Linked DNA regions of Homo sapiens: region 1 is linked to region 2. Evidence: read pairs that join two places in POLR2A ChIA-PET (ENCODE). Cell type or tissue: HCT116. All regions are shown on one strand. Links, peaks and the distances in the headings refer to the core of each region. The heading gives the core; the rest is flanking DNA.

Evidence for each region. ChIA-PET counts read pairs that join two places held together with the same protein. Peaks named below come from ENCODE experiments on the same cell type or tissue, not always from the same donor. Only the 100,000 strongest peaks of a DNase experiment are listed, where the experiment ranks them.
Region 1: POLR2A ChIA-PET joins it to region 2 with 6 read pairs; 6 of 35 experiments call an interaction of 5 or more read pairs at or near these places.

Annotation. Positions count from the first base shown.
Region 1 is chr14:68,494,857-68,500,238 of GRCh38, forward strand. It overlaps a transcript of RAD51B not described here. Among named protein-coding and RNA genes, the nearest start is that of RAD51B-AS1, 190 kb to the right of the region's middle. In HCT116, for the core only: no CTCF peak of the experiment used is centred there; no DNase peak of the experiment used is centred there.
Region 2 is chr14:68,440,842-68,446,223 of GRCh38, forward strand. The region is part of intron 9 of RAD51B (RAD51 paralog B); the gene reads left to right. Among named protein-coding and RNA genes, the nearest start is that of RAD51B-AS1, 240 kb to the right of the region's middle. In HCT116, for the core only: no CTCF peak of the experiment used is centred there; no DNase peak of the experiment used is centred there; H3K27ac peaks cover 2,543 bases.

The sequences.
Region 1 (5,382 bases), core at 173-5,172, 54 kb after region 2:
ATAGAAACAGGGACAGAAAAAAATGGATCCATCAGGACCCAGACATTGGGGTGCAACCAGTGGGTCTTCTCCAGCTCCACAGCGCATCAGTTCTGACTCGCTTGTAGATTCCTGAGTACTGCTCATCTGCCCTACAAGGCATAGTGGGTTTTCTCTGATTTCTAGAAATGTCAGCATTCTCTGCAAGGTGAACGGCCAGAGTCGGGATCTTCTATTCAGGCAGAGATTATATAACTCCCTGGGCCCTGGAAGAGCATGACTGTCTACCAGGAACCATCCAGAGAGGCTGTCAGATGAATCAGCATCTGTTCATGCCCTGCCTTGCTTCTCCTGGGCATGACTGCCTCACATGCCAACACCCAGGCTTACAGGTCAACTATTCCAACCCTGCATCCTGCCCACCCCACTTGCTGGGGAGTGCTCTCTACAGCTCTCAGTGCATCCTGTTTGTTCAGACCCCTTTGTCTTCCACTGGCGCAACCGAGAGAGGATTCCTCCGAGCCCCTTTGCTTTTGGCTTTGAAATCAGATCCTGGCACACCTGATTATACTCAATAGCTGGAAATGGTAAGGATGTCCGATGGCAGAGAGCTCTTGTTTTAAGTTCTGCATGCCAGGAAGGCAGGGGGCTGGGTCTCCTTCTCAGGGCTAGGCTGGAGGGGCAGGATGCTCTAGCGGAGGAAGCAGTGTTAACTTGAAGGGAAACGCAGTTGAAAAGGAACTCGAAGCACGGGCTGCCAAGCGCGTAGAAGTGGTAACTGACGACACACTGTGGGGCTCAGACCCCTTCCTCTCTGCTCATATGCCCCTAGATGGGAAACATTCAGTTCCTGCTCAAGGGAACCAGGAGAATCAAACCTGTCTGTCCTGCTTTTTCTGTAGAAGTGTCAGCTCTGAGGCCTTGACTAGGTGGAATAAATAGTGACTTACCTCTTAACCACAGTGAAAAACCCATCAAGCATTTGGATATTAAGGGCTGCCCCTGTGTTCTCAAGGGACCCTCAGCCTCAGACACTGCCTCCTTTCAAGCAAAGATGCTGCCCTAACACGCAAGTCCAGTGGCTTTAAGAGTCATTATGAAAATTTCACACAAAAAGGCACAAAGAGCATCCATGTACCGAAACCCAGCTTAAGAAATGAAATGTTACTGATGCAATTAAAGCCGCCTTTGTCCTTTTGGTCCCATCCTTCCATCCTGCCTTCCCCCAGCAGTAACCACTCAGTCATTGACAAACAGTGTGTCAAACATGCACAAACGGTGATGTGTCCATCCCTCTTTGGAATTACTTAACCTTTTTGAACCTCAGTGTATTCATCGGTAAAAGGGGGCTACTGACAGGATGAAGGAAAATGATTTATGACAAATATTTGGCTGTTGTTCCTATAAAAAGGAAAAAGTCACCGGAAAAAATGGGTCAAATGTAAGACCCTTTCCAGCCTGGCCCCAACTTGCCCCGGCAGCCTCCTCTCCTCTTGTAGCCATATTCCCTCCTCTCCTCTCTGCAGCAGTGTTCCCCAGATATGCCACCTGTGTCCATGCCTCTGGGCCAATGTGGATGCTGTGCTTACTTGCCTGTAATGCTGGTCTCCTGTCACCATCTTCCTTTAACACTGGGGTCCACTGTCCCCACCTCTGACAGGGCCCAGATGCAGTGACTCCTTGGTGCTCCCATGGCCTGATACCTCTGTCTGAGCACTTGCCGTATGGCTGTGATGTTCCTGGTATGTCTGCCTGGCTTTTTCACTGAGCTGCTTATGCAGCAAGGCAGGGATGGGGTCTTCTCCATCCAGTGGCCTGGCCTATTGCCTTCTGGCGCATGGCAGGACCATATGCAGTGAATGAATGAATTCCATTAAGAACATTCGTGATTCATAGGAGGAGGTCAAAATATCAACATTAACAGGAGCTTGGAAGAAGCTGATTTCCACCCTCATGAATGACTTCAAGGGTTCAGGTGCATGAGTAAATGACAGTTCCATCAACAGACTACAACTTTCTGCCCTAGTTAACACAGGGCATCTCCATGTCCCCAGTTCTCCCTATGGGCATTTTTCTCTTTGAAATTCCAAATCTTTTCTGTTCTAGAAGCACGAAACTACAAGTTCTCTCTCAACTCTTCAAATGAGGTTGGAACAAACAGAATGGGGGCATGAACTTTTTTCCCCATAACTTCAATAAACAACAGTTTTAGCCTCAGTAGGCTTTATGCAAGCCTTCAACATCTTTTTCTAGGTATCTTGACACTCATGTTCTTTTTCTTCTTGCAGCCTATGGAAATTCCTAGAGACAGATAAATGTGCAAACCTGTTCATCTTGCCAAGAAAAATCCGCTTTTCTGCCACAGAAACAAAATATTGGGAAAGAGTCTTGTGGTGAAACACCCATCGTTCTCTGCTAAAACATTTGGTTGCTACTGTGTAGACTCAGCTTAAGTCATGGAATTCTAGAGGATGTATCTCACAAGTAGGATCAAGAACAAGCCCAACAGTAATCTGCATCATAAGCTGATTTGATACCATGGCACTGACAATGGGCACTGATTTGATACCATGGCACTGACAATGGGCACACAGGGAACAGGAAATGGGAATGAGAGCAAGGGTTGGGTTGTGTTCGTGGAACACATAGGTTTTTTTTTTTTAACTTTCTCTTTCTAAAATATTTCATTTTGATGGAGGTGAAATTTATATAAGATGAAATTAACCATTTTAAAGTAAACAATTCCGTGGCAACTAGATATCATGATGTGCAACCAGCATCTCTGTCTAGTTCCAAATATTTTCATCACCCCAAAAGCAAGACCCATAACCATTATGCAAGTGTTCCTATTTCCCCCTCCTCCCAGCTCCTGGAAACCCACCAATCTACTTTGTTGCTATGGCTTTACCTATTCTGGATATTTCATATAAATGGAATCATATAGTGTCTGTCTTCTTTCACTAGTATGTTTTCAAGTCTCCTCCATGGTGTAGCGTGCATCAGTACTTCATTCTTTTTATGGCTGAATAATATTGCATTGTCAGGATATACTGCATTTTGTTCATTCATTCATCCGTCAGTGGTCATTTGGGCTGGTTCCACCCTTCAACTATTGTGAATATTGTACTGCTATGAACTTGCATACACATGTATTTATTTGAAACCTATTTTCAATTTTTTAAGGTATGTACCTAGGAGTGGATTTACTTGACATATGGTGATTCTATGTTTAACTTTTTGAAGAACTGCAATACTATTCTCCACATGGCTGAATCATTTTGTATTTCCATCAGCAATGTATGAGCACAGGTCAGATTTTTTGGGAGTCACATTTTAAAGTGGCACAAGACCCTTCTAGAGGGCTCTGTTCCATGCACACAAAACTCATAGTCTCCACGTGAAGACACAAATTTTTCACAAACATGCAGGCAGAGAAAGGAGAGAAAGTGGACCCTCAGCAGACAAGTTGAAAGATGGTTCAGAGAAGCAGTGGACTTCACCCATCATCTTGCTGTGCTCTCCATAGCTAAGCAAGGGGCAGACTGGAGATTCCACTGGCTACTTTGTCTTATTTTCACTTCTTTCCAGTTAGTCCCCACTACTCTACCCTTTCCACAGGACTGTAGGGTTACGGTGACTTTCCTACCCCTAGCCAGGTTCCAGTGGTGGGGGACTCTGTGAATATAGGATCTAGTGTTCAGAGCTCCCAGATTTGTGCAGACTGAACTCTACACATGCTACTTGTCAACATCTGTGAGCCAGAAATAGGAGGAACACCTTTAAAAAGAAACCTACAAACACAAAGTTATTCATAGATGCTCTTGAAGGGCAAAGCAGGGCCACCACCAGAGCCCCATGCAATTAGACTCATCAGAGGGAAAGGGCATAACACTGGCTTTTTTCTTAAAACCACCTGGAAGGAGCTGAGACGTATACTAAATGTATATAGAAGTATTATTTGATTGGAAGAAACAAAAAATGCATTGTATTATAATCTGTCTTCCCTTGCCGTCTGGTAGCTTAACTGTCAGCAATTTTGGAGGAAAGCCCTTCCCAGCAGGGGACTGGGAACCCCTGGGCAATGTCTTTCCTATGACACATGGATCTCTATGGTTGAATAAGGGGCTGAAGGAGGAAATAGACAACAGGGGTCAGAGAGCAAGGCTAGAGGAGGCCTTTGAGAAAAGAGAGTTGTGCCCCCTTTTCAGTGAGTGTGGGGCCTCTGGAGGTTGGCAAGAAGAGGAGAAGGTGAAGGGTTTCAGCACTGAGAGAATGATGTTTCTGGTGGGGCTTTGCCAGAAGGGGGCTCATCACATGTGAGTTTTTGCACTCGTAAGCCTAAGGGGCACAATGGGTTTTGAAATCCCAACATATCCAACTAAGAACAGGAAGCCCTGGGACTCAGCACAGACTTGAGTCCCCCATTGGATGCAATGTTTCTTACTAAGCGGAAAGAACTTGTTTTCACTCCCTGCCAATGAGTAAAGAATGAAGAGCTAGATTTTTCTTTGAAGGTGGTGGATCATGACCCCTCCTTGAGACTAAGCAAAGAAGCACTGATGTTACCATGGAGAGGAGTGAGCCCCTCACCCACCCCAGGTGAGAGGTCTTATCCTGACTTTTTAGTCATAATCCAATGTGATATTTTGCAGGGTTAGTGGATGCAGTAGGTTAAATGGTGGCTCCCAAAAAGATACGTCCATGTCCTTACCCCCAGAACGTGTAAATATGGCCTGATTTGTATAAACGGTCTTTGCAGAGGTAATTAAGGATGTTGAGATGAGATCATCCTGAACTACCCAGGTGGGCCCTAAATCTAATGACAAGCATCCTGATAAGAGACACAGAGGAGGACAGTCACAAAGAGGAGGAGGCAGTGTGACTACGGAGGCAGAGACTGGAGTTAAGCAGCCCCAAGCCAAGGAACACCTGGAGCCACCGGAATCTGGAAGAGGCGAGGAAGAGGTCTCCCCAAGAGCCTTCAGAGGGAGCCTGGCCCTGCAGACACCTTGATGTGGGGCTTCTGGCTGCCAGGACTATAGAGAATACATTTCTGTGGTTTTAGGCCACTCTGTTTGTGACACTTTGTTGCTGCAGCCCTAGAAAACTAATGCAGTCAGGTTGCCCAGAGAGATGAAATGACTGGAGAGAGAGAGAATCTGGTCGTCTAGAAAACTGAGTTCAGCCCCTGGACTTGCTGCTGGGGTCTGAGGTGAACTTTCCTAAACGTTGTGCTGTGGAGTCTCTTCCCTCTTGCGTTCCTCATACATTAACTTCTCATGGCAGAGATCGGAGCTCATGGTTCACCTGAGGACACTACTAAGGACCAAGGAAGTTCAATCAGATCCTCACATCTATTTGAAATAGTGGTAGTAATAATGACCACACTCTATAGAATGTTTA
Region 2 (5,382 bases), core at 263-5,262:
TACTACAGGGAACAGCTGAAACCTCATCCTTTTGAGAACTGGACTTGAATCCAAGCCAATATTGATTTATTTGGGATGTGTCTTGCAAGTCCACAAATGCTTTAACACAGTAATCACTAACCAGGATACTTATGTAGTTGTTTGATGACTCATAGAACTTTATAGACCTTGGGGTCAGATATATGTTTTATATGAAAAGAGCAAGATTTTAATGAAAAGGAAGTAGGTCATGTGCAACAATGTAACTACAGTTTCTGTGTCTCTGAAGTGTTCAGTTTTGTATGACATTGTTAGTTCTTTCTTCTGACCAAGTTTCCTTCATTAGCCTACAAGGGAGCCTATGAAGTGAATTCACAGCACCAGAAATAACATGAGAAGACCATAATTTTTTAATTATTTCAGAGATTAAGATTAATTTAGGCCAGGCACGGTGGCTCACGCCTGTAATCCCAGCACTTTGGGAGGCCGAGGTGGGTGGATCACGAGGTCAGGAGATCAAGACCATCCTGGCTAACACGGTGAAACCCCGTCTCTAGTAAAAAAACAAAAAATTAGCCGGGCGCGGTGGCAGGCACCTGTAGTCCCAGCTACTCGGGAAGCTGAGGCAGGAGAATGGAGTGAACCCGGGAGGAGGAGTTTGCAATGAGCCAAGATGGCGCCACTGCACTCCAGCCTGGGCGACAGAGCAAGACTCCATCTCAAAAAAAAAAAAAAAAAAAAAAAGATTAATTTATGGATTCTAGTATATAACATACATACATAAACTACTGTCTTCATATGTGGGTACCTGGAAAAATTTTTCCATTGCAAAAAAGATAATGTTATTCTAAAGTAAAATTCTAGCTCTGTTTCTAATTAGATATGTGATCTTGGACAAATGACTCTGAGTCACAGGTTCCCCTTCTATAAGAGAATTTCATGATCTAGAAGATGATTTCACTTTCTGGTTCTATGAAGAAGAAGCAATGCCATGCTATACCTCAGTTACTATTTTATACAGTGGGAAAAGTCTCATTATCAACGGGCGCTGGCCACATTGTTTGTGCTAAACCATAGGATATAACCCTAACACTCTGCTCAGTTATTTATTTGGCTGACGACTTCCTCTTGTAATACTTCTTGACAGGTGGTCAGAGGAATACCTCTTGGAATCCACTGGCAGAGCTTGTTAAAAATTCAGATTCCTGGACTTCCCAGACTAAATCAGCAGCTTTGGGGGTGGGTCTAGAAATCTGCATTTCTACATTGCTGGGCAATTCTTAAAGATACAAAGTCTGAGATCCATGGCCAGTCAACAGCACGTAGTGTTAATATATTCTATGATGTGAATTACTTTAACTCTCTTTACTCTGCGTCCAGTCTGCAGGGTCTTAGCCCAGGGCCTACTACTGACTGGATGATTTGGTCACAACCTTTCTCTCTCTAGGACTGTTTTCTTATTTATGAAATATGGGGTCTGGAGTATTAGTCTCTAAGGAATCTTTGTGTTCTAACAGTTCATGAAAATAGTTCTCTAGCAGCATCTGAGAGAGTTACTGAAACTACCTTAACAAATCCTATTTCTTGAGTGCCTACTATGTAGTAGGCATTGTGCTTTTTTTTTTTTTTTTTTTTTTTTTAGCTAGAGTCTCGCTCTGTTGCTAGGCTGGAGAGCAGTGGCGCGATTTCAGCTCACTGCAACCTCCGCCTCCTGGGTTCAAGCTATTCTCCTACCTTAGCCTCCTGAGTAGCTGGGACTACAGGTGCATGCCACCATGCCCAGCTAATTTTTGTATTTTTAGTAGACATGGGGTTTCACCATGTTGGCCAGCATGGTCTCAATCTCTTGAGCTTGTGATCCGCCCGCCTCGGCCTCCCAAAGTGCTGGGATTACAGGCATGAGCCACTACACCCGGCCGGTGCAGCTTTTATGTATGTTTCATTTATTCTTTATGCTAACCTGTGATATTATTATTATTATTATTATTATTCACACTTAACACTTAAGGAAGTGGAGGCTGTGAAAAGTTAAGTAACTTGTCCAAGCCGACTTAATCAATAAGAGGAGCTGCAGTAAAGTGGAATGAAACTGGGGCTGTGAACACCTAAAGAATGACCCAGGTTGTTGCTCCCCCTGAAACTTCACAAGGCCTGGGCCTCATGCAGTGCACTGCTCATTCACCCTGTGTTCCACTCTCCCAGCAAAGGAGTCCTGGTTTTGGTTTCTTTCGATGTTTACTTGGCCTCTTGCTTAAGCATTTGCCTTTCCTCCTCAATAACAGTGAAAGGACTGAAAAATAATAAAATAAAGAAAAGAAAATCCCAGGGCTGGAAACATTTTGTTTCCTACAAAAAGAATATTTTGCGGCCAGCTCTGTGGTTGAAAGTATTTTTCCTGTGGTCTAGGGATGAGTTGGATCCCATCTCTTCTTGGCCAGGGTCTGAGAACTTAGCCTGTGGCTTCCCATCGAGTCAGCACATAGCATGCTATTTTTTGAACGAGTGTCTGATGATGTTGAATGTGTTCACGAGTGGACGAATAGGTCTGTTTGGGTGTATAAGAAATGTGCGCATGTGCCTCTGACTCTTCCAGGGCAGAAGGAACCTGGGAGTGGTTTTCCACATGCTATACATATCAACGTAGCTTTTAAGTTTTCATCACTCACATGATGACCAAAAAAATTCAGATGCTGACAAATGAGAGGAGGGTGATATGTGAGCCTTATGTGGATTTGCAAGTAATCAGAAAGCCAGGGAATCTAAGATTCCCTATCACATTTCTTTCCATTTTCAAATGGAAAATGTCACATTTCTTTCCATTTTTCAAATGCTCAAAACCAAGACATGGGGTTGGTTTTATTATGGCAGGGTGGTCTGATGGTAATGCAGAAGATGGGAATTCTGAGAGCTGCCCCAGCTTGTCCACCTTCAGCCTTTGGGACACCAACTTTGCCTAGCCTTGAATAAGTCACTTTTTCTCAAGGACTGCATTTTCCTATATGAAAACATGAATTTGTGTTTAAAAAAAAAAAACAAAACTTTCTGCTTTCAAGAATAAAAGCTTCTCTAGTGAGGGATGAATTTTGAATATTCAAACCGAATTCATGGATAAGAAATAGTAGTGCTAGGTACCTTTTCTTTACTCATAAAGCATTATGTACTCATATTTGTATGCTTCCAGTATGACTTTGAAGTGTATATTAGTGCCTAGAACTTTTCAGCCTGTTCTCCATGGCATGGCCTTCATGATTCTATCTCTTACATTCTTGTAAAGAATGAAGAACGGGTGTTCTCTGGACTCTCATTGCACATGGTTTTATGTTCAGTTACCTGCTGACTGCCTCCCTGTCATGCCAGCTGCAAGTCACAGCACAGTGCCTGGCACAGAGCAGATGCCCAACTTGTATTTGTTGACTTAAATAAAACTTCTCCAAAGATGACAAGCTACTGTTTGTAACTTCAGTATTCTCTTGTGCGAAGTCCTCTACATAGCTCTCCATTCAGGGACATTTCTAGAGCTCAAATCATCATGACTTCCAGGAAGAAAAGTTGTAGTCACTGGATTAGGGGGCATTGTTTGAGGAAATAAGCAAATTCCACAGGTGGAAAGAATTGTGAATTGTGTGTGTGTGTGTGTGTGTGTGTGTGTGTTTTGAGGTGAAAGAGGTTTAGGGAAAATTTGAAAAGCTATTGGAATGGAAATTAAACCATCCAGAGTGTTTTATTTTAGAGGGATAGGGTTTAAGATAGACTCAGCAGTGGTGGCATTGGCCACAGGGCTGCACCTACCCTGGGATGCAGAAACTGGCCCATCCAAGTCAGCTCCATGGGAAAGAATGACCACAAAGTGATCAGGGGTCACCAGTGAGAAAAACTGGCATTTGCTGTATTTTGTCACACAGGACAGTAGAACTGTTCTCACAGTAGGAGCAGGGATGGGGTGGAGGTGGTGGTGGTGATTTTAGTAAACCAGTTTTCTGGTGATGGGGGGGCATATTTCTGTTTTTACCCCTTAATAATGAGACAGCAACCCAAATAACAGATCCCTCAGTACACTGAAATGCCAAGGCTAAATGAACTGGTGGAACTTTGTGGCTTTGGCTCTTGGCCCACAGGCATATCCGTGCATTAGAGCCATGGCTTGGCAGTAGACAAAGCAGCTGTGTGGGTCCTCGGGGAGCTCTCTGGCTCTGTGGCTTTCTTTGATATGCAACTGAACTTTGGCAAATTTTTCCTCTCATGGCACTGTTTATGAGGTCCAGAGACCTTCATTATGGAACCCAATGCCAACAGCAAACTAGAACTACAGGATGTCTTCCCACATTCACACTCTGCTTGCAGGCTGAAGAGTTAGCCCACAAGGCTTTCAACAAAGGGACAATTTAGGGGAAGAGACTGCAGAATTCTCTTCTCAGCTTCACATGGCTGTAAACCCATAGGATTGGCCAGACCTCTTAAACTTTCTTTCCTTCAGAAGGAAAAGATCTCTTACTTAAAAATGATTCTGTATAAGATTACTAATTTACTGATTTCCAATTCAATAGTATTTAAAAACAACAACGACAGTAACAATAATAGCTAGCATTCATCAAGTACTTGACCATTTGCTAAGTACTAAAGTGCTGTGCATGTATTAATAAAAATGCATTTATTATCAACATCTTTGTAAGGTAAGTACTATTATCCCCATTTTATACATGAAGAAACTCAATCCCAAAGAGATTAATTGTTAGTTGTTATTGGTCTTAATAATTATTCACCAATTTAAGGTATAATCCTGCAGATATAGCTTATAATTGACTGGCTTTCCTGAACCCCACCTTCCTCAGTCTATGACACTGGGCCACAGATACTAAAATAATTAAAATTATCATTCTTAATTGTTAACCCACCTCAAACTGTAACTGGGTCTTGATGAGTTTCAAGTAGTATCATCCTTATATTGGGAAATCTATAATTAAGACTTTTCTAAAGTCATGAGCAGGTATACAGAAAGTGATTGACTTGGTGAATGAGAGGGATCAACTATCCTCCAGAGCTTGTACAGTAGAGTGGAAACAAATGTGGTGTTGGACTGAGAACGGTTTAAGGTATTGGAGGCAATGATTCTGTTCAAGTGCCAAGATTAAACCAATAGACTCTAGAGGGGCTCAAAAGTGAGGCTACATGTCATGGTTTGACGTCTAAATTATAGCTATGCAACTTTCTTTCCTACCCATTTCTACTGTATCCTCTGTGCTTTCTATAATAGCCGCTCCAGGGAATGCTGATAATAACATTATCGGCTGCCATTTTTATGCCAGGCACATGATAAGAGCTATACAAACATCATCTTTATAATATGCTGTGAGGTGGGTTTTTACAATAACACTGTGAAGTGGGTATTACTACCCTGAATTTACA